2 separate regions of the Homo sapiens genome follow, and region 1 is linked to region 2. A link is an interaction called in ENCODE POLR2A ChIA-PET data of the cell type or tissue named here. Cell type or tissue: OCI-LY7. All regions are shown on one strand. Links, peaks and the distances in the headings refer to the core of each region. The heading gives the core; the rest is flanking DNA.

Region 1 (16,090 bases), core at 7,027-9,526, 53 kb before region 2:
TCTCAGCACTTTGGGAGGCCAAGGTGGGCGGATCACTTGAGCCAAGGAGTTCAAGACCAACCTGGGCAACATGGTGAGACTTCGTCTTTACCAAAAATACAGAAATATAGCCAGGTGTGGTGATGCATGCCTATGGTCCCACCAGCTACTTGGGAGGCTGAGGTGGGAGGATTGCTTAAGCATGGGGGCAGAGGTTGCATGAGCCAATATTGCACCACTGCACTCCAGCTTGGTTGACAGAGTGAGACCCTCTCTCAAAAAAAATAAATAAATAAAAAATCAATACGAATACACGCATTATTTATATGTGTGGGTTTATATGTGTATATGTATATACATGCTTATATATAAAGTGAAAAAGCCTCTAGGCAATTAAAAAAAAAAGCCTGGGTAGTATGGTCTCATTTTGTAAATATCTACATATGAGTAACCCAAGTAAATTCCATAGCCAAATCTTGCCGCAATATGATAACTAAAGAAAAATAATCCATATATTAGAAAAACAGAAAAGGTTTACATCAAAGTAACACAGACCTGAAACTAACAGTGAATTCTTACTTAGACCAAAGGAGATCCAATGTTTCACCCCAAACAATACTTCTTATGCCCTCTTTTGCCCTTTTCTTTCTAATCTCTTACTATCTTACAACCTGATGCTGCACAGAATCCTTCATCTTCCTCTGTTCTTCTCTCTCCACCACCCACAAAAAATCTGACTCATGTTTCTTTCCTCACTCCTGTTTCTATAGAGGCCTCTACTCCTATTTTTTCCCCTCACTCTACTGCAAGGCAGCTACATTCCTCTCCAAAGGCTATTCTGGTCTTCAGTGATCTCCAAACTGATAAACTGGGGAAGGGAAAGGGAGAGAAGAGAGATGGGAAAAGGGAGGGAGGAGGTATAGAGTAACCTCGCCCTCTGGGACAGTTCCCAGATGGCAATATAAAAATATTAGTTATGTCTACTGAATAAAGATTCTTGGAAATAATTCATTTTCATGATCAAATGTGGCTGGCACAAAACTCATAAAGACAGAATAGATTAGAGGTCACCAAGGGCTAGGAGAAAGGAGGAAGGAGTTACTGCTTAATGGGTACAGAGTGTCTGTTTGGGGTGATGAAAAAGTTTTGGAATAGTGGTGATGGTGGGGACTATAGTAAATAATAATGTATTACATATTTCAAAATAGGTAAAAGAGGATTTTAAAAGTTCTCTGCACAAAATGATAAATATTTGAGGTCACAGATAAGCTAATTAGCCTGACTTGCTCACTCCACTATGAATACACTTGTCAGAACATCACATTGTATCCCATAAATATAATTATTATTTGTCAGTCAAAAGAAAAATTAAAAATAGTTTAAAATGTCTGGACACAGAATAAAAAATGTGTTTTAAATCATTAAAATGGCAAATTTTATAAGATATTTATATTTGTGTGTATACACACACACACACATATACATACACACACACATATATATACACCACAATTTTTCTTTTTTTTTTTTTTTTTTTTTTGAGACAGAGTCTGGTTGTGTTGCCCAGGCTAGAGTGCAGTGGTTCAATCTCAGCTCACTGCAACCTCTACCTCCCAAGTTCAAGCAATTCTCCTGCCTCAGCCTCCCGAGTAGCCAGGATTACAGGCATGTGCCACCACGTCCAGCTAATTTTTGTATATTTAGTAGAGACAGGGTTTCACCACGTGGCCAGGCTGGTGTCGAACTCCTGACCTCAAGTGATCTGCCTACCTCAGTCTCCCAAAGTGCTGAGATTACAGGCGTGAGCCACCACACCTGTCCTATTAACCACAATTTTAAAAAGGGAGGTCTGGCACAGACTTTGCTCTTTTGCCTCCTTTGTCCTTTCTTCCTGTCCAGAGTACAGATCATGCCCAAATCACATAAGAACCATCTAGAGACCAAGAGGTAATTAGCAAGAGGATGAAAGCAACATAGTATTCATGATGACAAAGTAGAAAAATAGCCTCGGGGTCCCTGTGGCACTAGCAGCCTCACAGTCCAAGCCGACTTCCCCCAGGTTTTTTATTATGAAAGAAAAATGAAGTCTTCTTTGCTTAAGGTACTTAGCAAATTTTCCATTACTTGCTGCTAAATACACTCCTAATAGATACAGCTCCCTGTTGCCTACTCACAGAAATGCCTAGCAAGGCGTCTAAGACCCTTCCCAGTCTTGCCCCCACCTCCCTTTGCAGATTTCTCTCACCCTTTTTTCTCATAAGAACTCGACTCCAACTTTGCTTTCTCTAAACAGAATGTTCACCACCCTGCTCTGTGTCATCGCTCACGGCAGCTCCCTACTTTGCATGCCCTCCCCCGACCACCTTTGCTTAGCTACTCTTCAGCTCCACCTCTCCCAGAAACACTTTACCTTGCTCCAGCAAGAAGTAAAATGCTCCTTCTTCTGAAATTCAAAGAGCGCTATTTGTATGCCATCTATCACCAGTATCCAATCCATCAGCAAGTCTTTTCAGACCTATTTTCATACTGCATCTCCCCAAAAACCACTTCCAGACATGACTACTCATATTATCTACTGCACACCACTTTTAGCTCTCATATGGATACCCAAAATGGCCCTGATCTGGCCTACGTATTCCATTCTTACCCCTCTCCCTCTGGTCCATTTCTAACACAGGTGCCAGAATAATCTTTTTTAAAATGTTAAGTCAGATCATGTCATTTCCTGCTCAGACCCTCCAGATGGCTTCCCAACGTCCTTGGAATAAAATCCAAATTCCTTTCCGTGAACCACCTGCCCAGCACCTCACAATGTGGTCCATTCTCCCTCTTCAACTCCATTTTTGCTCCTTTCCACCTGTTCACTCTCACTCAGCCATGTTAGCCATCCTCTGTTCCTTGACAGCGCCAGTCTAATTCCAGACTTAAGGCATTTGCACTTGGCATTCCCTCTGCCTGGAATGATCTCCTCCCAAATCTATACATAACTCATTCCCTAACTTTTCTGCTTCAATGTCATCACCCCAGATAGGCCTTCCCAGACCACCTTACCTAAGATAGATGACCCAAACACACTATCTAACCTTCATTATGCTTTGTCTTTGTAGCATTTACCTGACCCTGAGTTTATATATACATGTATTTTTTAAATTTTCTTGTTTATTATGTAACTCCCCTCTGGATCGTCAGCTCTGGCAGAGCAGGGGCTGTGTTCCGTCCATCACTGTGTCTCTAGCACCTGCCACAGTGCCTGGCACATAGTAGGTGTGGCTACTGTAACTCCTTCCTGTTTGTTTACAATCTGAGTACCTGCTTCATTATGGCCACTAGGTGGATATCTACAACTTGAAGTCACATCCAATGTTTCCTCCAGTTCTTCCTCCTTCTCCTGCCTCCTCCATCCTGCCATTCACCCTCTATACCTATTACAAAGCATAGAACATCGAAATATTGGAAAAATGAAAGAGCTTTTCATTTCTGGTTTTATTTTAAGTGTATCAGCAATCTCTTTCTTAATATGTAATCTTACCTAAGCTAACAAAAATTGTCTTCCACCAATATTTAATTACTCTTCCACAAAATGGTAAAAACTCGATATCGCTTCTTTCCATTTATATAAGGTCTTACATTTTAAATAATTTTGATACTAATGACTATATCATTTTATTCTATTTTTCTTTCATTAGAGAAAGTGAAGTTCTATTTTTTATTTTTATTTTATTTTGAGACAGAGTCTCATTCTTGTCACCCAGGCTGGAGTGCAGTGGTGTGATCTTGGCTTACTGCAACCTCTGCCTCCTAGGTTCAAGCGATGCTCCTGCCTCAGCCTCCCAAGTAGCTGGGAGCTCACCACCATGCCCAGCTAATTTTTGTACTTTTAGTAGAGACGGGGTTTCACCATGTTGGCCAGGCTGGTCTTGAACTCCTGACCTCAGATGATCCGCCCCCCTCGGCCTCCCAAAGTGCTGGGATTATAGGCATGAGCCACCGCAACCAACTGAAGTTCTATTTTTCAATTTCATTAGAAAAAGCAAAGCCACTTTGAATCCTTCTTGCAAATAGACATAAATATATTTTTAAATACAAAAGATAGTTTAAAAATCTTAACAAATAATGGTGTACTATTTAAAAGAACAGAATCACTAGCAACCACGAGCCCTTACACACAAATATTTGTTAGCTTCTCTTTCTATTTCTGCTTGGAATCATTCCACTAGCTGACTGCTACTGAAATCTAATTTTCCAAGTTTCTTAAGAATACCCTTTCAATGCCAAGTCTCATTCCAAACAGCAAATCTCATTGACCTACGCCCATGACTGAAGTTCTAATGACTAAAATCCTTCAGCAGCGCTACTATTTCAGATCAAGTTATTAAAACTATAGTTCCCCTCAAATGCACATTGATTAGTGAAAGAAGCCAGCCTGACTGGCAACACACTGTAGGATTCTATACGACAATCTGAAAAAGGCAAAAATATAGAGGGTAGAAAGATCAGTGGTTGAATGTACTATCACTAAATTCTACACTTAAAAATGGTAAAAATGGCAAGTTTTATGTCATGTATACTTTACCATAATTTGTTTGTTTGCTTTTTGAGACAGTCTTGCTCTGTCACCCAGGCTGAAGTGCAGTGTTGTGATATCTGCTAACTGCCACCTCCACCTCCTGGTTCGAGAGATCCTCCCAACTCAGCCTCCTGGGTAGCTGGAACTACAGGCACACACTGCTATGCCCAGCTAATTTTTTGTTTTAGTTTTTGTTTTGTTTTGTTTTGTTTTTTGTTTTTTTTTTTTAGTAGAGATGGGGTTTCACCATTTCGGCCAGTCTGGTCTCAAACTCCTGACCTCAAGTGATCCACTCACCTTGGCCTCTCAAAGTGCAGGGATTACAGGCATGAGCCACTGTTCCTGGCTGGTTTTACCATAATTTGTTGAAGGGCAAAAAAAAAAAAAAAAAAAAAAAAAAGAGCAAGTGTCAGAGGTGCAGGATGAGAGGTGAGGAGGAGTAATAGGTAAATCACAGGGTGGGTTTTAGAGTGGTAAAATTATTTTGTATAATACCATAGCCAAGAAAGCCATGAATGCATAAGCACGTGCATGTGTCAAAATACACGGAGCTGTCAAACACAGAGAGTGAACCCTAATATAAACCGTGGATTTAAGGCCCAGCATGGTGGCTCACACCTGTAATTCCAGCACTTTGGGAGGCCGAGGCAGGCGGATCACTTTGAGCTCAGGAGTTCGAGACCAGCTTGGGCAACATGGTAAAACCCCATCTCTACAAAAAACACAAAAATTAGCTGGGCGTGGTGGCTTGCACCTGTGGTCCCAACTACTTGAGAGGCTAAGGCTGGAGAATAGCTTGAGCTAGGAAGCAGAGGTTGCAGTGAGCCGAGATCAGGCCACTGCACTCCAGCCCGGGTGACAGAGTGAAATCCTGTCTCAAAAATAAATAAATAAATAAATAAACAAACAAACAAACAAACAAACTATGGACTTTAGTTAATAAGAATGTACCAGTATTGGCTCACCAATTGTAAGAAATGTACCATACAAATGTAAGATGTTAATAACAGAGGAATCTGAAGGAAGGCGGGGAGAGTATATGGGAACACTGTACTTTCTGCTCAATTTTCTGTAAACAAAAAACTGCTCTAAAAATAAAGTCTATCAATTAAAAAATAAGAAACAAAACTTAGTTCCTGTTTTGGTCATAAATGTCTAATTAAAGAGAAGTTTTCTTAAAAAAAAAAAAAAGTCCTTCGTGCCAAATTGCCAAATTGTAGATCTAGGTAAATATTACCTTAATTGCATGTTCATATTTCTTCTTTGTGGATGAGTTTTCTATTTAATAAGTACCTCTATCTTTAAACATCAGACAGCTCATTGGAGACAGATATTTATTAAATGCCCATTCTTTGCAAGGCTATGTAGTAGGCATTAATATACTTTTAAATAAATAAAGCAAAATCTTGTATTGCAAATCACGCTTGGGAAGAGGGAAGAGGAAAGAAAGATTTCCATGGGATTTCCCTGGATGGTTTTTTCAGGGTACACAGGTCACCTTGCTCCTGAATCATTCTTCTCAGCAATCTCAAAGGAAACTGGGACTCTCTCTCCTATCTTTTGTACATTTTTATGGATTCCTTGGCTTCTCTCTACAGCAAGAAGATAATTTCCTAGAGCAAACAGCCACATTGATATTCATGGGATAAACGGTTTGTAACGGAACAGCAACACCCCGCTAATGTAAATTTCATACACAGCTTCCAAAAGGTTAAACAATGCCGCTTAGCTCTACTGTGCCCGGAAAGCAAATGACAGCAGGAGGCTCAACCTTGGCACCAACCTTGGCAGGAGGCTCAACCAGGCTGAGTCCTCAAACAGAAATTTCTTTCAGTAACAAGGTCTTGCTCTCTGCTTGGGAGAGATGTTCAGTGCCCTGTAACAGTCTAAGTCCCCTGGAAACTAACAACTCAGACACAAACAAGCCCCATTCAACTTTCTCAACTCAAAAAGGAAAGACCACAGGCAAAGAATGAGGGAAAAGCAAAGACAGAAATATTTTCAAGTTTTCTTTATGAGTACATATTTTTAAACAGCTTTCCCACATATGCTTGCTGAATACCTTTATCCTCTCCACTGTTCCTTTACTCAATGCTCTGACTCCATCCTCTCACATTCAGACAGTATTTATTGAGTGCCTACTGTGTGCCGAGTGCCCTAGGATGTGCTGGAGGTACAACAACGAGGAATTCAGACAACTTCTTTGCATCCCATGGGGCTTATATTCTGGAAGAGGCAGACAATAAACAGGTTAATTTCAGGTTGTGTTACATGATATGGAGAAAAATAAAACTGGGTAATTTTGCAACAAGGAATATAATGGTGGTGGGGCATTGGTGTATATATTTTATAAAAGTGGGTCATGAAAGGCCTCTGTCAAAAGGTGACGTTTAAACTGAGACTTGGAGGATGAGAAGGAGCCAGCCATCTAAAGATGTGTAAAGGCCCCTAGGCAGGGACAAACTTGCATGTTCAGGACTGGGAATGAGGCCAGAGAGTCCAGGGCACAGTCATGGTGGGAAGACATAGGAGCAGGGGCTAGATCATGAAGGGCCTCGTAAGCACAGTGAGAATTCTGGGTTTTATGCCACATACAATAGAGAAGCAAGGAAGAATTTTAATCAGGAAAGCAAAATGATCTGATCTACATTTTTGAAAAGATCCATTTTACTACGGTGTGCAGAAAGGATTGCAGAGGGACAAGACTGGAGACAGGGAGATGTATTGGGAGAAGACTAGAGGGCGTAGAGCAGATGAGAGGGAGTGACGACTTGGACAAGCAGGTCACTGCTCAGTCTGTACTACACCTGTCCCTGTTGTGGGACACACGTTGAAATCTAGGGGTTGAAATCTAACCCACATCATCTTGCCAAGCCCTGTAATCTAGCTTGGCAAGGGGCTGATTCAGGCTGAGAGGATAGCCTTGTAACCATTCATCTACCCCAAAGGAATACTTTTTATCCAATATGGGAAGGTGATTTATCTGCCTTAGGTTAGCCCCAGGGCAATGGAGAGAAAAGCCTTGATGGAGAAAATACCATAGAAGGTGACCTGAATAAGACTTGCTTGACTGGGGGTAGGTGGGAAAAGGAGAATTAAGTGACTCCTAGGTTTTTGGCATGAACATCATGGTGGGTAATCTCATTTCCTAAGAGAGGGGAGATTGAAGAGCAATAGCTATATGGGATTAGAACACTAAATGTTTTGTTTCAAATATGTTAATTTGAAGCGTCTATTAGACATCATACGGACAATCAGGTGGGGGAGAGTGGCAAAAGAGAAGACTTAACCTCATTCTGGAGGGTGGCAACGTTTAGAGGTCAGATGGAAAAAAAGGAGCCAGCATATTCCATGCTTGACTCGCTTAGTGGCTAACACACACTCATGCTATGCAACAGGACATGAAAACCATTTGTTCCAGAAACGGCTGTCTGGCAGGTGGAAGCTGGGTGTTTTTCACTCAACATGTGTTTTATAGCTCATTTTCAATCAAGGGCTCCCATATAAACCCAGACAGTAGATCATGTACAAATTTAATTAACTATATTTGTGCAGAATCTCAATCTGACCATAAAAATTTAATGCTTAATATAGTTTAAGTTTCAATGGCCTTTCTTTTTAAAAGCAGACAGATGAAATGGCCACAGATTAATTTTTCCAGTCATCATCAATAGATCAGAGTTATGAAGACAACTGAGAAGAGTGGATGCTACAAGAATCAGTGTGAATATCAGATACATATCAGGACTTAATTACCTTCCACCAAACTCTCCTTAAACAATAATTGTTTTCTCTAATTAACTGTTTGCTCATAGTAACATCTAACTAGTGTCTCCTGAAGCTATTCTCTGAAGCCAAGGTTTTTTTGATTTTTTATTTTATCTATTTATTTATTTTTTTGGAGAGACAGGGTCTCAGTATGTTGCCCAGGCTGGTCTCGAACTCCTAGGCTCAAACAGTCCTCCCGCCTTAGTCTCCCAAAGTGCTCAGATTACAGGTGTAAGCCATCATGTCCAGCCCTGAAGCCAAATATCTTATTCCCAGGCAGAACAACTATATCACTTTCTAATACTTCCTCACCTTTGGGTGCACCCAGGTACAGTGTATATTTGCTAATAATAGTAGGGGAGAAAAGATCCTGAAATCCATAAATATTTATAAGCCATAGAGTGAATTCATTCACATTTTTAGGTTTGCTAATTTAGGAAGAGTCGCCATAAAGAGCGCTAGACCTGGATTTTAGTCTTACCTCGGACACTTGCTGATTGTGTGACTTTTGGAAAGCAGTTACCATCAGTTTTCTTCATCTGTAAAAGGGGGAGAGGAATGCCTCGTCTGGCTACTTTACTGGAGAGTTAAGCAAACTGAATGAAATGGGGATATGTAAAATCATTTGCCATTTCTGTTGCCAGAATATGTGAATTCAGGTACATAACAAACTCAATGTTGTTCTGAAATATCTTACCCAGTCATTGTTAGAAATATGCCTGGCAGACCTGATACCAACCTAGCACACAGCCTGTGTTCTTTCACAATAGCACATATCAGTTGACCAACAGTCATGAGTTTTATTCTGTACATGCTTATTTTGTTACTCACTAGAAGAGATTTTAGAGATTAATTCACACCTGTTTTAAATAGGAGGAAACTAAGGCCCAGAGAGGTGAAATGACATACTTTTGGTTTAACAGTAAATCTCTCTCAGCTTAAGTTTTACCATCTGCTAAATAAGGGGCTTAGAATAGATAAATTATTTTAAAACTGTGTTTCACAGCAGAGCCCACACATAGGCTAAGAGGGAAACAGCAAGAATATGGCCTCCATTCACCCAGAGCAGATCTGCCTTTAGATCTCTATATATTCCAGTTGTGCATAAATTAGAAGAGAGGGTTTCATGCTGCTGACAACAACTAAATATTTTAAAACAACTCAGCTTATCAGAGTTCACCAAGTGGCTTGGCCAAATTCTAATAGCAGACTCTCTTTGAGCTGAAATACAGTCTATATGTTCATGTCTTCAGGAAGGTCACAGCTCTGCAATTTACCTGGTCCCCGCAGGTTCCATGTGTCTTATACCAGCCCACCTCACTCAATCAAGTTACCCCCACTGGCCCCAGAATTCCATACTCCCCATGCCCAGCCTCCTATCATTCACATTTGGGGAAATGCTGTGGTTCACTTTCTTAAGTTCTTATCTCCCTACACAGGATGCCAATTGGGCTGCTATAAAATACGACAGAAGCTTAAACAAGATAGTTTATTTCACTCTCACATAGCAGTTTGAACGTAAGCAATCAGGGCTGATGTGGCAGTTCTGTGGTGCGTGGGAACAATGTTCTTCCCGTCTTATTGTACTGCTGTTGTCAACCTGACACTAGGCATTCATGAGCCCAGGTTAAACTTGGGATTCCTAAAGGGAGAATGGCTGCTAGAAGAGTGCTATTGGCTTATGCCACATCTTCTTTATTGAATTTTAAATGCTCAGGGCAGAGACCATGAGATTAGCTTCTACATACCGTGCATGGTGCCCAATTATATGCAAAATCTGTGCAAGCAAAACTGCTTAACATTCGTTCACTAGTAAAGAAATCAAATAGGAAAAGGAAAGATTTTAAGTAGAAAAAGCAGGTTGGGTGTGAGGGAACAATTCAGTTCTGGACATATTTAAATTGAAGCGCCTGTTAGACATCAAATGGAAAGGTCAAGTTGACAGCTCTATAGACCAATACACAGCTCAGGATCAAAGATTGAACTGGGAATATAAAGTTGGAGTGACCAATATGTGGACTATGTCTACAGCCTTGGAGGAGAACCTGGGGAATGGATGCAGACAGACAAAAAGAGGTGTCCAGGAAATAGATCTTGGGTGGAGCAACATTTAGAAGTTGGAGAAATGAGGAAAAAACAGCAAGTGAGAAAGAAATAAGAGCCCTTGAGGTAGGAGGGGAGAAAGAATGATATTTCGGATACCAAAAGAAGGGTTTCAAGAAGGAGGTAATGATCAATTGTGTCAAATGCTGCTTACAGGTTGAAAATATTAGCAAGGGAGGTCATTAATCATTGGTCACAGCTGCAGAAGAATGTTGAAAGCAAAGTATGTTTGGAACAAGTTCAGGAATGAATGAAGGAGACAAATTGGGGACATCAAGTGTCAACGATTCTTCCAAAGAATTTTGATGTAAAAAGGAGCAAAAACAGAATACAGCTGCTAAGAAAAAGGGGGAGAGAGGGTCAAGAAAACTTTTTTTAAAGATGTGAGAAATAATAGCCTGTTTCATTGCTAATAGGAATGACCCATTAGAAAGATAAAATTTAATGATGTAGGTGAGAGGGAAGAATTGCAGCAATGTCCTTGAGTAGGCAAGAGGTGATTGGATCTAATAAAGAAGTGGAAGGAGGATGCCAGATAGGAGTCTGGACAGTTCATTCTTGGTCACAGCTGGGAAGGCAGAGTATATAGATGTTAAAGCTGGCAAATGAGTAGATGTGATGGAGAAACCTGTGAATACTGTCCATCAGCTTTTGAAGTGGAATAGAAACAAGATCATTGAGAGTGAGGATGGGGAAGGAGGTATTAAAATTTTTAAAGAAGAAAATTAGATATAAAATGGTTATGTATAAAATGGGAGAGTAGATGGACTAAGAATGTATAGCATGCCTGCCTGGCAGCATCAAGAGTCCCCTTGAAAATTATGGTCATGAATTTAAAGTGAGACCAAATCAGACCAATTATATGTTTTATTCCAGCCACATTCAGCTGTACAGATGCAAGCAAGAGGAAGTAACTCAAGGGTATATGAAAGGCAATGATTATAATGACTAACCTTAGAATTAAAAAAAAGTGAGATCATTATGGTAGTGAGGTATAGCAAAAAAAAAAAAAAAAAAACAACAAAATAGTAGGATTAATCAATTGGAAAACGTATTAGTCCATTTTTACACACTTACGAAGAATTATCTAAGACTGGGTAATTTATTAACATAGAAGGTTTAATTGACTCACAGTTCTGCAAGGCTGGGGAGGCCTCAGGAAACTTATAATCATGGCAGAAGGCAAAGGGGAAGCAAGGCATGTCTTACATTGTGGCAGGAGAGACAGCGAGCAAGTGAGGGGGAAAATGCCAAACGCTTTTAAACCATCAGATCTTGTGAGAACTCACTATCACAAGAACAGCATGGAGCAAACCACCGCCATGATTCAATCACCTCCCACCAGGTCCCTCCCTTGACACATGGGAATTACAATTAGAGATGGGATTTGGGTGGGGACACAGAGCCAAATCATATCAAAAGTGCAGGTGGACTTAAAAGACTGTTGGAGTTAAGCGTTAGAGATAGTAAGGAGAAAGATGGAGGTGGTGGTCGGAGACTAGGTTACAAGAAATAGAATTTTGGAAGGGGTGCAGCCACGTGTAATGATACAGTCTGGGGTAAGACTGTGTGAATAGGTGACTGAAAAACAAAGGAAAAAAGAACGTTGGTTACTGGGACCAAGAGCACATGTATCCTACATCTTCTATCCCCATCATCAAGGCTGAGAAGGGGCCTCTGCTCTTGGAATCACATCAAGCTTCACCAGAAGTCAACATGTCAATCAGCAAGATCAAGATAAGCATACACACTCAAAACGAGGCCTGTCCTTTCCCCAGCAAACGTTAAGAAGGAACAAGTACAGGAGGATCAATACCCCCCTTAGGTCTCCTACACCCATTTTGTATAAGGGTTCAGAGGAAGACTTTTCAGGCTTCCCTTCAAAAACAATTCATATGTTGAAGCCCTAACCCCAAAGTGTTAGTATTTGGAGATGGGTCTTAGAGAGATAATTAGGTTTAGATGAAGTCATAAGGGTAGGCCTTTTTGATGGAATTAGTACTCTTACAAAAAGAGACTCTAGAAAGCTTGCCTTCTCTATGCCATGCAAAGACACAGCGAGAAGGCAGGCAAAGGGCACCCACCATAAACTGACGATTCTGGCACCTTGATCTTGGACTTGTATCCTCCAAAACTGTGAGCAAATAAATTGCCATTGTTTAATCTACCCAATCAATGGCATTTTGTTGTGGAAGCCCAAGCTGACTAAGACTCTCAGCCACTCACTCTTATGTGTACACCTAGATCTGGTCATTACCTCTGGTAGGTGAGAAACCGAACTCTATAAAGGTTTGGTCTTTTTAAAAATCAGTATGCTCTATTGCCTCTCCCTCGATGTTCATGAAGACGACACAGGCCTAGATGAATTTGACCCAAATTCTAATTTAGAGCCCACTGTTTATTAGCTGTATGACATTAAGCAAACACCTGAAGCTTTAATTGTCTCATTGGAAAAGGGAAGATAATGTCCCCTACCTTGCAGGGTTATTTAAGCATTTAATTAGATTATGTATGATAAAAGCATAGCGTTGTTATTTTGTTTTTTTGAGATAGGGTCTCACTCTGTCACCCAGGCTGGAGTGCAGTGGCATGATCGCTGCTCACTGCAACCTCCACCTCCTGGGTTCAAGTGATTCTCATACCTCAGCCTCCTGATTAGCTGGGATTACAGGCATGAGCTGCCACACCTAGATAATTTTTGTATTTTTGGTAGAGACGGGGGTCTCACCACGTTGTCAAGGCTGGTCTTGAATTCCTGGCCTCAAGTGATCTGCCCGCCTCCCAAAGTACTGGAATTACAGGTGTGAGCCACTGTCCCTGGCTAGCATTGTTTTTATTATATTTTTCAAATATATGACAGCTATGAAATTATACCTGGCCAGGCACAGTGGCTCATGCTTGTAATCCCAAGACTTTGAGTGGCTAAGGCAGGAGGATAACTTGAGGCCAGGAGTTTGAGAGCAGCCCTGGCAACACAGTGAGACCCCATCTCTACAGAAAATACAAAAATTAGCCAAGTATGGTGGTGCATGCCTATAGTCCCAGATACTCAGGAGGCAGATATAGAGGTGGGAGGATTGCTTGAGCACAGGATTCTGAAGTTACAGTGAGCTATGAATGGCCATTGCACTGCAGCTTGGGTGACAGAGCAAAACCGGAAGGATGGAAGGAAGGAAGGCAGGAAGGAAAGAAGGAAAGAAGGAAGGAAGGAAGGAAGGAAGGAAGAAAGGAAATTATACCTTTTTTTGCTACCTTTTCACTCAAGAGACAGTATTGTTAGGTTGTTGTGAAAATTAGGTAAGGGAGTACATGCCAGGTGTTGGAAAACTACAGCCCACAGTCCGAGTAGCCTGCTGCCTGTTTTTTTGAACAAAGTTTTACTGGAGCACAATTACATCATTTGTTTAAATATTGTTTATGGCTGCTTTCCTGTTACAATTAGAGTTAAGTAGTTACAACAGAGAATGTATGTCATGCAAATTCTAAAATATTGACTATCTGGCTCTTTACAGAAAAATATTGTACACCCCTGATATAAGCAAGCATTTAAAACAGCCTTAGTATAAGCTCTCAATAAGCAATAATGTTTCTTCCTTGTAAGCTTACCTCAATTTGCTCAACAAATTATGGGCAACAGTTGCACACAGGAGAGCAAGTAGAAATAAATCACTTGCATTGTGAAGTCCAACAGTAAAACTCTAGATTACATAGTCCTACGTGTAAGTTCAGATTTCCCTGGGTGCCATAGCAGAGTTTTTATATTGGGCATAGGGCAGGGTTGAACTTCTATTGTATTTTCACATCACTGCTGATCCTGTGACCAGTGTATCTCACACCAAGCATAGCATATGTTCATCAGACTACAATCTATACAAGACACTTAACTAAACCCAAGATTCTCACAGCAAAACAGGCAGGACAAGCCTAAGAGTGAAACTAAATCACTCTCACGAAATATCACTGATGATATTCAAAAACTCAAATATGAAGATGAGACAGCTCCTAGGGCCACAAAGAGGTGGAAAAAAAAAAAAAAAACAAGAAGATGGTCTGAGAATTGGACTTTTATATCTTCAACATCCCACACTCCCATCTGTCCACAGCAAAATGCATAGAAAATATCCCCCTGACTGATGGTTTCTACAGTAAAAAAAGTGACATTGAGGTGAACCACCAGCTTCCCCTACCACCTTAAGTTTCCTGACAGGAGACCTTTCTCTGCTTCAACGCATGGGAAGCATCATGAATGCCTGAAAGGAAAAATATACCTGAGGACAGCCATAGATAAAGGAGGAGAGTGGGACTATTACCCCCAGCCCTAGAAACTCCATCTGAAATTCAGCCAAAAGAGATGCCAAATCAGGGTAGCTATTCAGCAGCAGTACATTGTAGGAGGAATAGTCCACAGGTCCCCTGGGCATGAACCACTAGCCAGCCTTCCCACACAGCTGGGATATCCCTTTTGGCACCTCCCCATTTGGGATGGGCAGTGCTCTGATCATTAACTGGAGCCAAGGAAAACCTAGGCTCAAAGCACAATCTAGTGTTAAAGAGAAAGCAGCAACCAGTGGGGGAAATAAAGAAATTCAGCAGGTAAATTCAAAGAACCTCTAAGCAAACATATCCAATAATAATCAAAACAAGCCAGAGAAAGAAGAGAGAAATAATCACTTAATGCAAAAATACAGATGTATATCCACAATAAACAACAGCAAATAGGGAACTATTACCTCCCTAAATGAACAAAGCAAGGAACCTGTGACTGAGCCTAATAGGATGGTGATACGGAATCTCTGACCAAGAATTCAAAATGACAATTTAAAGGAAACTCAGTATCTCCAAGATAACACATAAAAGCAACTTAGAAATTTATCAGAGAAATTTAACAAAGAGATTGAAATTTAAAGAAAAATTAGACAGAAATCTCATAACTGAAAAATACATTTGCTGAGCTGAACAATTTATTAGAAGTTCTCAACAGCAGAAAGGATCAAGCAGAGCAAAGAATCGGTGAGCTCAAGGACAGGTTATTTGAAAATACAGAGTTAGGGCCAGGCACAGTGGCTCATGCCCGTAATCCCTGCACTTTGGGAGGCTGAAGCTGGTGGATCACTTGAGTCCAGGAGCTTGAGACCAACCTGGGCAACATGGCAAAACTCTATCTTTACAAACACACACATACACACACACACACACACACACACACACACACACACACACACACACACACACATTATACATGTGTGGCTGGTGCCTGTAGTCCCAGCCACTCAGGAGGCTGAGCTGGGAGGATCACTTGAGCCTGGGAGGAAGAGGTAGCAATAAGTCCAGATCACTCCACTGTACTCCAGCCTGGGTAACAGAGTGAGAACCTGTCTCAAAAATAAATAAATAAATAAATAAATAAATAAATAAATAAAAGAAAAGGAAAAGAAAAACAAAATACAGCATCACCTTTGGGAGGCTGAGGTGGGTGGATTGCCTGAGGTCAGGAGTTCGAGGCCAGCCTGGGCAACATGGCAAAACCCAATCTCTACTAAAAATACAAAAAATTAGCCAGGTGTGGTGATGCATGCCTATAGTCCCAGTTACTCAGGAGGCTAAGCCACAGGAATCTCTTGAACCCAGGAGGCGGAGGTTGTGGTGAGCCAAGATTGCACCAGTACACTCCAC
Region 2 (16,090 bases), core at 5,945-8,444:
TGTTGTCCAGGAAAATAATGTTTAAAAATGTTTCTTCATATCATATGGGCTACTTCAAACAAAACTAAGTCTTTCCTCCCCACTTCCACCGCCACACACCAAAAGAGGGTCAGTTGTGGGTTTCAAGTTCCAAAAGCCCCTTTTCTATTTTTGAGAATAATCTTCCAGGGGAACCAGAGAAACTTGTCTGAGTCCTATAAAAATGCTGGCAGCTAAGCAGAATGCCCTCTTCATCTCCCCTCCTTTTGTAAAGCTGAGCGCTACCCAAAGTGTTTATCCAAATTTATTCTTCACCAAATATTTGTTGCCAACAAGGAAAAGGCACACAGAAATGTACTGTTAGCAAGGAGAGTAAAAAAAAAAAAAAAAATCTTTCATGAGAGAGGGGAAAATAAAGACCCTAAAAGATGCAATTATCGGGCATGCCTTAAAGCTAGTCATAACTATTTTAAATTACTTTGCATATAAATATCAGTTATCCCAATAGGAAAATGTAAAACCCAAAGAGAAGTGCCTAGCAATGATTGACTTATAAATCTGGCATTATTGTTGGTAGAGTTATGCAATAGAAAAATGCGTAGCACCCTACCCTATGTTCCCAATCCACCTTCAGTTCTCTCCTCTGAAGCACACGGGCAAAGTACAACTTTCTAGCGGTTAAAAACAACAACAATAACAATCAAAAACCAACAACAACAAGAAAACTTGGAAGCAAATCAAATAACTGCATCAGACCAAAAAAAAATCAATAAGACTGATCTTCAACTCAATTATTTCCTCTCTGAGGATGAATGTCTTTCACAATGAAGTATGTGTAAATACTCTATTGGTGTGTGTGTGTGTGTGTGTGTGTGTGTGTATAGTTCACTTGAACATAGCATCATCTCTCAGCTCATGCCACTATTTCATTCTTTTCCTCCCAAAGCCTCACCTCCATCTTCCAAGAGGTAGTAATAAGAAAATAATCAGAGAAAAGGTTGTTATCTTGTAGCAAACTGCAGATGGTAAAGGAGCAGTATATCTTATTTTGAAAAGCTTGCCAGAATGTGGACAGAAGGATTTTCAAAGCTTAATTCAATAAACTTCAATAAGCTGAGCTCCAGTGTTTTTTGACTAATTAATAAAGAAAAATGTCAACTCATCTGACCTCAAATAATCAAAATCCTCAAGCAAAAGAAAATCCTTTTTTATTCCCTTGACCCCAATTTTTAGTATGTAAACCAGCCCAGGGCAAAGCATGCCTTGTGCTACCAAACCTTTTTTTTTTTTTTTTTTTTTTAAATATACAAGGAGGACCACTGTTTAAATAAATATCAAGCTATATTATAAGAAACATCAGTATTGTAAGATTAAGGTCAGATGCAGTGGCACACGCCTATAATCTCAGCACTTTGGGAAGCCAAGGCAGGAGGACAGCCAGAGTCTAAGAGTTCAAGACCAGCCTGGGTGACATAGCGAGACCCTGTCTCTACAAAAGTGTAAAAAAACAAACAAAAAGAGTTGGGTGCAATGGTGTGTGCCTGTAGTCCCGGCTACTCTGGAGACTGAGGTGGGAGGATTGCTTGAGCCCAGGAGTTCAAGGTTGCAGTGACCTACAATGGTACCCCCGCACTCCAGCATGGGTGACGGAGCAAAAAAAATTAAAAAATAGAATTAAGCCAGATGCAGTGGCATGTAATCCCAGCCCTTTGGGAAGTTGAGGTGGGCAGATCACCTGAGGTCAGGAGGTCAAGATCAGCCTGGCCAACATGGTGAAACCCCCTCTCTACTAAAAATACAAAAATTCACTGGGCATGTGGCACATACCTGTAGTCCCAGCTACTTGGGAGGCTGAAGCAGGAGAATCACTTGAACCTGGAAGGTGGAGGTTGCAGTGAGCCGAGATTGTACCCCTGCACTACAGCCTGGGCAACAGAGCCAGACTCTGTCTCAAAAAAAAAAAAAAATTAAATTAAATTAAAAAAAAATTTTTAATGAAAATTTATTATAGCCATAGGACTCACCCAAACCTCTGTCAGGGCTGACACTACATGTTATTTAGCAGTATGAAGCAACCTGGCCTGGGGATTTCCAGGAGACAAAACCACCTCGGCACAGATCCAACTCTCATAAATCTTAAAACAAAGCTTACCCTAATAAGAATAGCTTAAACTCCCTTTACAAGCAAAACACCTGGTAATTGATCCAGACTGAATACAGATATCAGACAGGGGAATGATCCCCTTAAATTCTACAAATGGTCCCCAGCCATAAAAAGGAATGGGATCATGTCCTTTGCAAGGACATGGATGGAGCTAGAAGCCATTATCCTCAGCAAACTAACGCAGAAACAGAAAACCAAACACCACATGTTCTCATAAGTGGGAGCTGAATGATGAGAACACATGGACACACAGGGTGAACAACACACACTGGGGCCTGTCAGAGGTGGGAGGTTGGGGTGAGGGAGAGCATCAGGAAGAATAGCTAATAGATGCTGGACTTAACACCTACTTGATGGGATCATCTGTGCAGCTAATCACCATGGCACACATTTACCTATGTAAAAACCTGCACATCCTGCACTTGTGCCCCCAAACTTAAAAGTTGATGGAAAAAAAGAAAATTAATCCAGAAAATGGCAATCCCCAGACATTGTGGTTTATTAAGGATATGGAGTTTTTGAAATAGTTTTGTATTAAGGATGAAAAGCTGTGAAATAAATGAAGAAGTGAAGAAGATTCAGATTTGAGCCACTATTCTGACCATTTTGATAGAGTAGAGGCCACTCTGGGAAAAAGTAAGAGCTAAGCCAGGAAAGACAGGGCAGATGAGATGGATTGGGGTTAGGTGGATGACAGCTCACAGAGCCCATTCAATGCCCGGCTAAGGAGTGGTGATGTATCCTCTGTGCTGGATGGGCCATTAGAGGTTTTGGAGACAGAGAGGGCCTTAGTTTGAGTAGTGTTTAGAAAGTTCTCTGGAAGCATTCATTCTTGATAAATTGACCACAGGCAAAAAGACCAGCTAGGGGACAACTGTGGCCCCACAGACAGGAGATAATGAGGGCCTGAAGCTGACAAGACAGTGGGGATGTGGGAGGTCGGATATGAGAAAGCCTGGAAGGAGACGCTAGACAACTGGACGCTGTCTTTGAAACATGCTGGCTTCCAAGTGCCAGTGAGTGTGAGGGTGGAAATGGCTAGCAGGCTGTTGGAAATACTCAGAGAACCAGGTAAAATTCACAAGTTCATGCCAGGCTCCAGACCCCTTTAACTAGATATGATGTATGGAAACAGAGCAAATTCATATGCACAAGCAAACCTGGGCAACCTTCTGCAGAAACAGAAACAAAAAGAACAAATGGCTCTGAGGAGCCGCTCTGCTCAGTCAGCCAAGCTGAAAAATGGCTTCACATGAGCCTCAGCTTCATTCATTTAATAAAATCTTCCTCCTTATCCTCAGGTTCCTCAGCAACAGTGCCTGGCCAGCAGCTAGGTTAATCCAATCACCTGTGGCCTCTCTCCCCAGGTGAGGGAATAGTCAGCTTATAAACGCTGCTGCTGAAGCAAGAGGCAGCCTCACCATGGCCCCCAGAATATGTTCACTTTTCTGCTCCCCTCTCAGCCCATCTCTGCACACTTGAACACAGACTGTTCATTCCCCTGCCAAAACAAGAGCCTTCTTAGTTCTCCCTCTCTTCATGGCCCTCAATTTGAGAGAAATCTCTTCCTCTCAGTAACAATGTCTCAAAAACTCAAGAAGAGACCCCAAAGCCGAGAGCCAGCTAGCTTTGACAGACTGCATTTCATCTAGTTTCAGGAGCCACACACTTCCTTCCCTTTCTCCCACTCTATTTCTGAAAACCACAGGTTAAAAACACTGGGAAGCATCCTGAATGTCCATCAGTAAGTGAGCAGTTAATAAAGTCTGGATTCTCCATGCAGCCAAGCACTATTCACTTAATAAACGATGCAGACGTATGCCAAATCAGAACCATCTCTATACTCACTGTTAAATGAAGACACAACATGGCAAAACAGCGTACATTGCATTCTACCATTTAAGCCAGGAAAGGGACTCTAACTGCTCATATTTGTATCAAAAAGCTCTGGATAAACACTGTTTTTAAATAGATCAATTTCAGAAAGCAGTGCCCATAGGTTTGCCCCAGTCACGTATAAGTTAGGGGTAAAGGAACTTATAATAAAAATTATTTCAGTCACTACTTCTATATATGAAAACTGAAAAAGACTAGTTTTCTGCTAATGTTTTGATACCATACCTTTTTTTTTTTTCAATTGCACACGAAGAGATTACTAACTCTGATTTTATTCCACTGGGACTGTTCAACATTGTATTTCCACCATCCACAGCAGTTAAATAATGAGTTATAAATGTCACAATCATAATGAAATTCTCAGAATGAATTCTGTAAGGTCCAAAATAGGTTTTCCTGGCAGGATGGAGGAGGCCAAGGAGAGGGAAGGTAAGCATTCACAGTGGAAATGTCTGATGTACTCAATTTGATTTTACAGAGCAATGGAAGCCCCCACAAACCTCAATCTCAGAATTTACCATAATTCCATTCAACAAATATTGTTGAGCCCCAGTGTCTGGGAGAGTTTAGAATTAAATGCAATAGGAATCATTTGCAATGTTTGGCCAGGCGCAGTGGCTCACACCTGTAATCCCAGCACTTTGAAAGGCCGAGGTGGGCAGATCACTTGAGGTCAGGAATTTGAGACCAGCCTGGCCAACATGGTGAAAACCCGTCTCTACTAAAAATATTTTTAAAACGTAGCCAGACATGGTGGCAGACACCTGTAATCCCAGCTACTTGGAAGGCTGAGACAGGAGAATCACTTGAACCCAGGAGGCAGAGGTTGCAGTGAGCTCAAATCGTGCCACAGCACTCCAGCCTGAGCAACAGAGCAAGACTCCGTATCCAGTATCCAAAAAAAAAAAAAAAAAGAATCATTTGCAATGGTGCTTGCTGCCAAATTACCTTACCGGGAGCCTCTTTGGAACTTCCACACAAATAGGGAATTGTTAGCAAACTCCGACCTGGGCAACTCTCTCTGTGCAGAGAGGAAATATGGCTATAAATAGCCACTCCAGCCTCATTCTCCCTATGATGAGTTCACGAGGGATCTGTGAGGCCCTGCATCAGGTGAGTCCACCAGATGCAGGTCCTTGAGAGGCAGAAGGCATGCAGCAAGTCCTGGGAGTGGCTGAGAAGGGCTAAAAGTTGAGCCTGGGCCCTGACTGTAGTAGGGACTAGTAGTAAGCCATGTCAGTTGCTATAGCAGCATCTGAGAGCTTGTTAGAAAAGCAGAATCATGGGTCCTATCCAAGCCCTGAAGGATCAGAATCTGCATTTTAACCAGACATCAGATGATTGACGTGCATAATAAATTTGAGTAGCCTTAATGTTGAGTGGCACTAATGATAAATGCTTGCCGTGTTGAACACAAATAAGCAAGAAAGAAGAGTCCCGCCCTTTTGAATCTAGCCATGTAAAATGTTCAAAACTTACTTTCTCAAATCATGGCATGATGCAGATGCTTTGGAAAGATACTTCTGCAGAGAAGCATGGCATCCCTACTTAACCCAGGTCAAGGGGAGGGGAGCTGCAACAAAGGCTCTATTCCTAACTTCCTCACTGTCTCCATCTGATGGCAGGCAAGTTCTTTTCTTTTTAATGTCTGTTTGCATTGCTATAAAGCAGGCAAGTTCTTTGCCCTTTCCAGGGACCTCATTTCCCCAACATGTAACATGAAGATTTCAGAACTAGACCATCTTCTAATCACCCTCCTAGGCAGTGACGGTCTCCAGTCTACTCATAAGAAGAACTGTCTCTGCTGTGAGGTCTCCAGATCCCAGATAAAAACATCCTCAACCTCCCTTTTTCATTCACCCTTGAATTAGACAAGCCCTTTCTTGCCAGAGCCCTCCTTTGATCTTTTTGGCTTTCTTGGTTGTGTTTAGCACCCTTTACTCTGCCAGAGGACCTCACTTTTTCTTTGAGGCCAGCTGGTCTGTTTCCTGGACTCTTTTCTTCAGTGAGTCGTGTTAGACATGAATGCCTGGAAGTCAAGCTTTTGTCAGGAGAACACACTGTTTCCCAAAAAGAAAGATCACACACACAAACACACACATTTGTGAAGATGAGTAGTTTATCTTGTTTGGTATTTGTGACAGTGTTAATCATCGTAGTTTTCCAAAACCCACGGCGGCTATAACACAGCTGATTATTCTTTACATAGAATTCTAAGGTTAAAAAGTCTCCTTAAAGATCAAGTACCCCAAATTTTATTTAATTATCCCCTTTACATACCCTGACACATTATCTTTCAGTCTCCATTTGACCACCCCATAGAGGCAACCAGTACTATTTCACCTGCTCTCTAGAAAGTTTGTTCAGTTTATGAATCACTCATCTTCCCTCTGGTCCCTTCTACTCACTGGGACTGGTTCTTCCTCACAAAGCCTCAGCACACCCCTCTTCTTCAGAGGAGGCATCCAGTTATTGTTCTTCTGTTAAGCATCCCAGTTCTTCCATCACTGTTTAAACTCTTTTTTTTTTTTTTTTTTGAGACGCGGTCTCACTCTGTCCCCCAGGCTGGAGTGCAGTGGTGCCATCTCGGCTCACTGCAAGCTCTGCCTCCTGTGTTCACGCCATTCTCCTGCCTCAGCCTCCCGAGTAGCTGGGACTACAGATGCCTGCCACCATGCCCAGCTGATTTTTTGTATTTTTAGTGGAGAAGGGGTTTCACCGTGCTACCCAGGATGGTCTCAATCTCCTGATCTCATGATCCACCCGCCTCGGCCTCCCAAAGTGCTGGATTACAGGTGTAAGCCACCGCGCCCGGCCATTAAACTCTCTTTAGTAGGTTCACAACACTTTTAAAGAGTAGCACCTGGACTTGAAATCAGTATTTCAAGGATAGAAAAGAGCAGGATCCAATCATGAGTGTTTTGCTGATTCTCTTCTTTGCAAAGGAACTGAAACTATTATGTGGCAGGATGATTTACTGAGATACTAGGTAACGTTTTGTTCTTCCTGTTTGTCACACCATGCCACCTAGACCAATTAGTGAGACCTTTGTTCTCCCATACCTCTGGGGCAGTTTGTGTTGCAAAGTCAAGAGCTATGCTGTCCTCCCAACACTGGCATACTTGACTTTGGTTTCCCAGGATCTTCTACACCTTGGCAAACTTGAGGGATGGCAAGAAAAGCAGAGAGATAGCAGTGCCTTTGAAGCAAGAGAACTAAGAACAGATGCCCCAAGAATGAAATGAGATGAAGGTGATCCACAAGGTGTTGGAAACCTTTGCAAATGTGGTACTTAAGAGATGTGAATGATGTTTGATAGGAGAATAGCTGTCTGGGGAAACTAGGGAGGCTGGGCTGTAGTCATTGGAGATTCCACCTAAGCTTGGCAAAAAAAGCAACTGAAACATTTGTCTTCAAGAGACCCCACCTACCCCACCTCAGGCTTGGTAATGAAGAGGCCATGATGGATTGAAAATGAAGGAGTCTTTCCACCATTTTCTAGCCACAACTTACATCCCCAAAACTTGGATGTGACCCCTGCAAAGGGGAGGGGAGCCTCCAAAAATCACTGTAGGTTACTTTTCTTACAGCCCTTCTGTAGGTTTAAAGTCTAAGATTTAGAGAAAATGAAATACTTTCATTTTTTTACACTTGCACTTACTGTTTAAATTGTTTTTCCATTATAACTGTGTGAAGTATTATAAAGGGACTCAAAGAAAAGGCTTCCTGTATCAATGAAAGTACTGTCTAATCTGGAGATAGCTAGTACTTTGATTTTTCTTGGTGATGACAGGAATTGTAACCTAATATAAAGCAATGTGACCCCTTGTCATGTCATTTTAAATCTCTTTATCTTATTTCCCTCCTCTAATAGAAGTAAAAATGCAATAACTTCATAAAATTAATGGTAGAATTCTGGACTCCCATGCAAATGGACATGTTAAATTTTTACTAACCATAGGATTTGTTTAGGATATGGGTTCAAAGCTTAGACTCCAGGCCAGAGCACCTGTGTTTAAACCCTGGCTCTGTGAGTCTCTGTGTGGCTCTGGAAAGGCTAGTTACCCTCCCAACACTTCAGCTCCTTCATCTATAAAATGGGGATAATAGCAGTAGCTAGTTTGTAGGCTTTTGTGAGAATTACATAATATCCATATAATGTTCTTAGCAAAGTACTTGCTACATGCTAAGTGATAATTAACTATTATACATCGAGGACATTGAGGTGAAAACATTTTGCAAAATTAAGCACATCACACAAATGTAAATCATCGTTATTAAGCACTTACTATTCCAGTTGATTTGACATTTTCTCATTTTTAAAAATAAATTAAACATCTGGACCAAAAACATATATAATTATAACAACAAAAGGAGAGAAAATATTTAAATCCACAGATGGGGCATGTTACTTATATTGGCCTAAAAATAACCCAACACTGTGATATAACTCAGATCCAATTTCCATAAATATTCATGGGATAGTTAAATGATAAAGTACAGTACTCAAAACTTCTTTTGTGCATATATGTCTGAATGTGAACATCTTTTTTCTTTATTTATTTACTTTTTTTTGAGACAGGCTATCACCCAGGCTGGAACACAGTAGCATGATCTCGGCTCACTGCAACCTCCGCCTCCCGGGTTCAAGCGATTCTCATGCTTCAGCCTCGTGAGTAGCTGGGATTGCAGACATGTGCCACCATGCCTGGTTAATTTTTATATTTTTAGTAGAGACAAGGTTTTTGCCATGATGGCCAGGCTGGTCTCAAACTCCTGGCCTCAAGTGATCCACCTACCTCAGTCTCCCAAAGTGCTGGAATTACAGGTGTGAGTGACTGCACCCAGCCTGGATATGAACATCTTTAAAATTAAACAGTTTTCCTTCATCTCCTGGGCAGAAGATGAAAGATCTAATTAATTATTCACCCCTGGCAAAGAAACTCATTATTCAGCCAAGGCTATAATGCAAATCCTGTCAAGAAGCTTTGTTTTGGCTAAAAAAAAAAAAGATAATTTAGTACAAAGTGAATGATCCAGCTCTTTAAAAAATCTTTCATTCCAGAATTAAACATTATAGATTACTCCATTTAATATGCATCCCAGACCTGGACATGTATTAACCTCTATATTGGCTGGGCGCCATGGCTCACACCTGTAATCCCAACACTTCGGGAAGCTGAGGCGGGTGGATCGCCTGAAGTCAGGAGTTCGAGACCAGCCTGACCAACATGGAGAAACCCCCATCTCTACTAAAAATACTAAATTAGCCAGGCATGGCGGTACATGCTTGTAATCCCAGCTACTTGGGAGGCTGAGGCAGGAGAATCGCTTGAACCCAGGAGGCAGAGTTGGCAGTGAGCCGAGATCACACCATTGTACTCCAGCCTGGGCATCAAGAGCCTGTATCGCTTGGCCCTAAGCAATGGCCAATCCAGTGTTCTTGTAGTCTCTTTGAAGCTACCAAGTCCACTGGGCAGAACACAAGCAAAATCAAGTTTTGGAGGAGCCAAGAATTTAAAGTTGGAAGTCCTCAAAGCCAGCCTTTCACATAATCTGGGCATCCCTTCCGTACCTACTGTGAAGGCTGGTCATCTCCTCTGTGTGGAAACTACTGTGAATGCAGTGTTCACTACCCATTTTAGTTAAAACTTTTCACTTCAAATGGCAGAAAACCCAGCCCAAACTGGATTAAGCAAAATGGGAATGTATTTCCTCATATCACAGACCATGAATCTTCTAGGATCTTAATTTCAGTCTTGGCATGATCAAGACTCAGCCAACATCACCAGGGTCTGGTTTTCATTCCCATAGCTGAGCTCCACTTCTCAAATAGGCTCTCTCCGTGTGATAGCAAAACGGCAGCTGTAGCTTCCCATTCTCTTCTTCAGGGTCAGCAGGAAAAGATCAGCATCCTAAATAACTCAAACAAAAGTCTTAGGATTGCATCTTTTGGTTCTAATCGGCCTAACTTAGGTCTTACAGTACCCAGTCACTATTGTCAGGGTTATGGTGGGTTATGCAATGCTCTGACTTGCCAGGCTTAGCTGTCAGATGGATGGGGATGAGTCAGTTTCAAGGGAACTACGAATAATAAAAGGACAGAAAGGAGGTATCGAAGAAATCCAAATGGCCAAGCGTGGTGGCTCATTCTTGTAATCCCAGCACTTTGGGAGGCCAAGACAGGCGGATCACTTGAGGTCAGGAGTTCAAATCCAGCCTGGCCAACATGGTAAAACCCCGTCTCCACTAAAAATACAAAAATTAGCCAGGCTTGGTGGTGCATGCCTGTCATCCCAGCTACTCTGGAGGTTGAGGCAGGAGAATTACTTGAACCCAGGAGATGGAGGTTACAGTGAGCCGAGCTCACACCACTGCATTCCAGCCTGGATGACAGGCACTCCAGCCTGGGTGACAGAGCCAGACTCTGTCTCAAAAAAAAAAAAAAAAAAAAAAGCCAAATGAAAAAAATTGAACAAATGAATCCTGGATTATCAAAATCCTACCCTTCACAACATTCACCACTGTAAATTATTCTAGTAATGTATTTTAGTGAAATAGAAATTAATTTCTGGAATTTTGATTCCTAGTCCTAAATTTATCTTCTGGAATCACACAGAACAAGGCTACTTCCTCTTCCTGATGACAGTCCTTCAACTCTTTGTAGATAGACATCAAATCTCACTCAGTCTGCTGTCTTCCCAGTTAAACATATTGCATACCAGGTGGTAGACTTTTTGGACTGAAAATAAATCAACGCATCCTATTAGGTAGATACCAGAGTTGATTTTTTAAATTAATTTTTTATTTTTATCTGTTTAATTTTATTTTGAAATAGGGTCTCACTCTGTCTCCCAGGCTGAACTGCAGTGGCACAATCTCAATTCACTGCCATCTCTGCCTCCTGGGCTCAAGAGATCCTCCCACCTCAGCCTCCCACAGGCATATGCCACTACACCCAGCTAATTTTTGTATATTTTGTAGAGATGAGGTTTCGCCATGTTGCCCAGGCTGGTTGTGAACTCCTGGGCTCAAGCAATCCACCCTCCTCAGCCTTCCAAACTGTTGGGATTACAGGCATGAGCCACTGTGCCTAGCCTGACATCAGAGTCTTTTTGTGGAAATGAAATATAATGTTAGTTTATATTCTTTTTATCTTCATCTTGAAGAAAATAATAATAATATAATAATAAATTTGATAATGAAAAGCATTGGCAAGGCTATTGGGGAAATAAACATTATCAAGGAGAATCAGTTCTGGTAATGCTGATTTGGTAATTGGGACCAACCATCCTACATTAGACACACAAAAGATGAACAAAATATATTAAAATATTTTTAAAATATCAAAAAGTTAATAAAATTCAAAATGAATAGAACTCAAACTAAAGAATATGCTAATCCACATGAGCTCAAAGTTGCTTTGGCCTTGGAATCACTTTCCAATCTGGAATGAATATCAGCAAAATTGAGCTGAGGTTCTGGCTGCCTCATAGAGCTAGAGGAAAGTGTCCAGGCAGAGGACTCACCAAAGTTAGGGACCTTGATAAACCACTACCCATTATAAGCAAGGACAAAAAAGGCCATACCCTTAGAGTGAGTGTGAAGCAGTAGTAACTATTCTCAGATGGGCTTGTAACCTGGTTCCAGGTCATCTAAGTAGTTCATGGAACCTAAAGCCTTGAACTTGAATTAAGATGTGACACAAAAAGATGCCTGATAGAAGCAAATGCAAGTTTCTGCAGAAGATCACATTATTATCAGCCTCAAATTATTCCTACGAAAAATTTTCAATTGCAATAAGCTCCATACAATCAAAGATAACCAGGCACACAAGAAATTAAGACACATGAGTAAGAGTCAGCAGAGACCATGACCTCAAATGGTGAAATTACGAGACAAACATCCTTAGTATCTTCAAATAAATAAAGCTAACTTTGGGGTCTAAGTCCATTTAGTGGAGGAAAATATTTTTTGTAGGAGTAATTTGAGGCTTGGAATAATGTGTTCTTCTTCAGAAAACATGCATTTGCTTCTGTCAGACATCTACTTGTGCCACATCTTAATCCAAGTTCAAGGTTTTAAGTTTCATGAATTACTTATATGACCTAAAACCAGGTTACAAATGGAACAAGTGGATTTCTAACGAATGCAAATGAATGCGGTTGGACTCCTACTTCTGTGTGTGTGTGTGTGTGTGTGTGTGTGTGTGTGTGTGTGTAATTTTTTAAAATTTTTTTGAGACAAATCTCGCTCTGTCACCCAGGCTGGAGTGCAGTGGTGCAATCTTGGCTCACTGCAACCTCCATCTCTCAGGTTCAAGCGATTCTCCTGCCTCAGCCTCCCGAGTAGCTGAGATTACATGCATGTACCACCATGCCTGGCTAATTTTTGTATTTTTAGTAAAGACGGGGTTCCACCATTTTGGCAAGGCTTGTCTTGAACTCCTGACCTCAGGTGATCTGCCCACCTTGGCCTCCCAAAATGCTGGGATTAGATTACAGGCATGAGCCACCATGCCTGGTCAATATATTTTTAAAAGCTCAAAATGAATCAAGGATCTAAATTTAAGACTAAACCAAAGCACTCTTAAAAGGAAACATTGGGTAAATCTTCATGACCTTGGATTTGGCAATGAATTCTTTGATAGGACAATGACAGCATGAGCAATGACAATGAACATTTCTTGATAATGTCCTTTGTGCATTGAAGGACATTATCAAGAAAGTGAAAAGACAACCTACAGAATGGGAAAAATTATTTGCAAATAATATATCTGATAAGAGATTAAGATTTAGAATACATAAAGAACTCCTGAAACTCAACAGCAAACAGATTAACAACCTGATTTAAAACTGGGCAAGCAGTTGAAGGGAGACAGGAGAAAATAAATAAATAAAATAAAATGGAAAAGGGATTTGAATAGATACTTCTCCAAAGAAGATATACAAATGGCCAATAAGGATACAAAAAGATGGTGAACATCATTACTCATTTGACAAATGCAAATCGAAGCCATGAGATACTGCTACACACCTATTAGAATGACTATATATATATTTTTTTTTAAAAAGGAAAATACTGTCCTGGGTACGATGGCTCACACCTGTAATCCCAGCACTTTGGGAGGTCAAAGCAGGTGGATCATTTGAAGTCAAGAGTTCAAGACCAGCCTGGCCAACATGGTGAAACCCCATCTCTTCCAAAGATACAAAAACTAGCCAGGCGTGGTGGCACACATCTGTAATCCCAGCTACTCAGGGTGCTGAGGTAGAAGAATTGCTTGAACTTGGGAGGCAGAGGTTGCAGTGAGCTGAGATTGTGCCATTACACTCCAGCCTGGGCAACAGAGCAAGAGTGTCTCAAAAAAACAAAAAAAAAAAACCCAAAAAACAAAAAAAGGAAAAATACCAAGTGTTGGCAAGTATGTAGAAAAATTGGAACATTCATACATTTCTGGTGAGACTGTAAAATGGCGCAGCCACTATGGAAAACAGTATGGTGGTTCCTTAAAAAGCTAAGCATAGAATTGCCATATGACCCAGCAGTTCCATTCTTATGTATATATCCAAAAAAATTCAAAGCAGAGACTCAGATACTTGTATGCCAGTGTATTGCACTATTATTCACAATAGCCAAAGGGTGAAAACAACCAAAGTATCTATCAACAGATGAATGAATAAACTAAATGTGGTACATATATACAATGGAATATTATTCAGGGATATTATTAAAAAGGAATAAAATTCTTATACATGTTAAAATAGAGATGAACCTTGAAATCATTTTGTTGTGTGAAATAAGCCATATACAAAAGGACAAATATTGCATGATTCCGCTTATATAAAATAGCTAGAATAGGCAAATCCATAGAGACAGAAAGTAGAATGATGGTTGCCAGGGCCTGAAAGGAGAGGAATGGAGAGTTATTGCTTAATTCTTACAGAGTTTCTGTTTGGGGCGATAAAAATGTTTTGAACATAGGTAGTGATGATGGTTCTGCAATATTATGAATATAATTAATGCCATTGCATTGTGCACTAAAATGGTTAAAATGGCAAATTTTATGAAAAATTTTAAAACGTTGGCAGGGAACTGGGAACTATAAAAATGATGTAGCAGATTTTAAAAACAACCAAATACAAATTTTAGATCTAATTTTAAAACCTAAAATCAAAAACCTAACCAGTTAAACAACATATTAGATTCCGTTTAAAAGATAATTTTGACCTTAAAGATAGAAGACACTGTTCATAATGCTCCTGAGAGAGACAGAATATGGAAAATACAGAAGAGAGGTTAAGAAACAAGGAAGATTGCTGGGTGCAGTGGCTCACGCCTGTAATACCAACACTTCAGGAGGCCATGGCGGGTGAATCACTTGAAGCTAGGAGTTCGAAACCAGCCTGGCCAACATGGCAAAACCCTGTTTCTACTAAAAATACAAAACAGTGGCACACACCTGTAATCCCAGTTACTCAGGAAGCTGAGGCATGAGAATCACCTGAACCCAGGAGGTGCAGGTTGCAGTGAATCAAGATCATGCCACTGCACTCCAGGCTGGGTGACAGAGTGAGACTCTGTCAAAAAAGAGAGAGAGAGAGAAAGAAAGAGAGAAATAGAGGAAAGAAAGAAGAAAGAAAAGAAAGAAAGGAAGAAAAAAAGGAAAGAAAGAAAGAAAGAAAGAAAGAAAGAAAGAAAGAAAGAAAGAAAGAAAGAGAAAGAAAGAAAGAAAAAGAAAGAAAGAGGAAGGACATCAGAACAAGGTCTTTTCTTTTTTTAAGTTAGCACAGACAAAAGAGAGAAAGAACTGAGGCAAAATTTTGAAGTGATGATAGCTGAGAACTTTTCAGAATTAATGAAAGACATGAGTCTATTGATTCAAGAAGTCAAACATCCTGAACAGGAGAAATAAAAAGAAATCCATGTCTAAACACATCATATAAAATTGCAGAAAACCAATGACAGGAAAAAGTCTTTAAACAGTCCAAAATAAAAACATGAATTAACTTCAAAAGAGCAACTGTTAGACTGTTGTTGTCTTCTCTGCAGAGATAATCAAGCCAGAAGAGTACTATGTTATCAAAAATCTGAAAGAAATTAACTGCCAAACTAGGATTCTAAACCCAGGGAAAATATTCTTTCTAGAATGAAAGTCAAATAAAGACATTTTAAGAACACAAAACTATCAGAGATGACTACAAATAAATTTGCACAAAGAAAATGCTAGCATGGGTGCAAAGGCTCATGCCTGTAATCCTAGAACTTTGGGAAGCCAAGGTGGGAGGATGACTTGAGCCTAGGAATTCAAGACCAGCCTGGGCAATATAGGGAGACCCCATTTCTACAAAAAATTTAAAAATTAGCTGGGCATGGTGGTGCACACCTATAGTCCCAGCTGCTCAGGAGGCTGAGGTGGGAGGATTGCTTGAGTCTGGGAGACAGCAGTTAAAGTGAACCAAGATCATGCCACTGCACTCCAGCCTAGGTGACAGAGTAAGATGCTGTCTCAAAAAAAAAAAAAAACAAAAAAAACAGAAATACTAAAGACTGTATTTTAGGGGGAAGAAAAAGAAAAAGAATATCAGATGGAAAGTCAGATATTCAGAAAGGAATAAAGATCACAGAAGCTGGTCAAAACAAAGTAAATGTTGACTATATAAAACCACAACAGGCCGGGCGCAGTGGCTCATGCCTGTAATCCCAGCACTTTGGGAGGCCGAGGCGGGCGGATCACGAGGTCAGGAGATCGAGACCATCTTGGCTAACACAGTGAAACCCCGTCTCTACTAAAAATACAAAAAATTAGCCGGGCTTGGTGGCGGGCGCCTGTAGTCCCAGCTACTCGGGAGGCTGAGGCAGGAGAATAGCATGAACCCGGGAGGCGGACTTGCAGTGAGCCGAGATCGCACCACTGCACTCCAGCCTGGGCAACAGAGCGAGACTCCGTCTCAAAAAAAATTAATAAATAAATAAAAAATAAAACCACAACAATAATATCATGTTGAATTAATAAATTTACATATACTTAAAATGCAGAACAATAGCATA

Evidence for each region. ChIA-PET counts read pairs that join two places held together with the same protein. Peaks named below come from ENCODE experiments on the same cell type or tissue, not always from the same donor. Only the 100,000 strongest peaks of a DNase experiment are listed, where the experiment ranks them.
Region 1: POLR2A ChIA-PET joins it to region 2 with 5 read pairs; 4 of 35 experiments call an interaction of 5 or more read pairs at or near these places.

The regions. Positions count from the first base shown.
Region 1 is chr5:156,832,825-156,848,914 of GRCh38, forward strand. No RefSeq gene overlaps it. Among named protein-coding and RNA genes, the nearest start is that of PPP1R2B, 9.4 kb to the right of the region's middle. In OCI-LY7, for the core only: no CTCF peak of the experiment used is centred there; no DNase peak of the experiment used is centred there.
Region 2 is chr5:156,886,656-156,902,745 of GRCh38, forward strand. No RefSeq gene overlaps it. Among named protein-coding and RNA genes, the nearest start is that of PPP1R2B, 44 kb to the left of the region's middle. In OCI-LY7, for the core only: no CTCF peak of the experiment used is centred there; a DNase peak (open chromatin) is centred at 7,016; H3K4me3 peaks cover 2,149 bases; H3K27ac peaks cover 2,500 bases.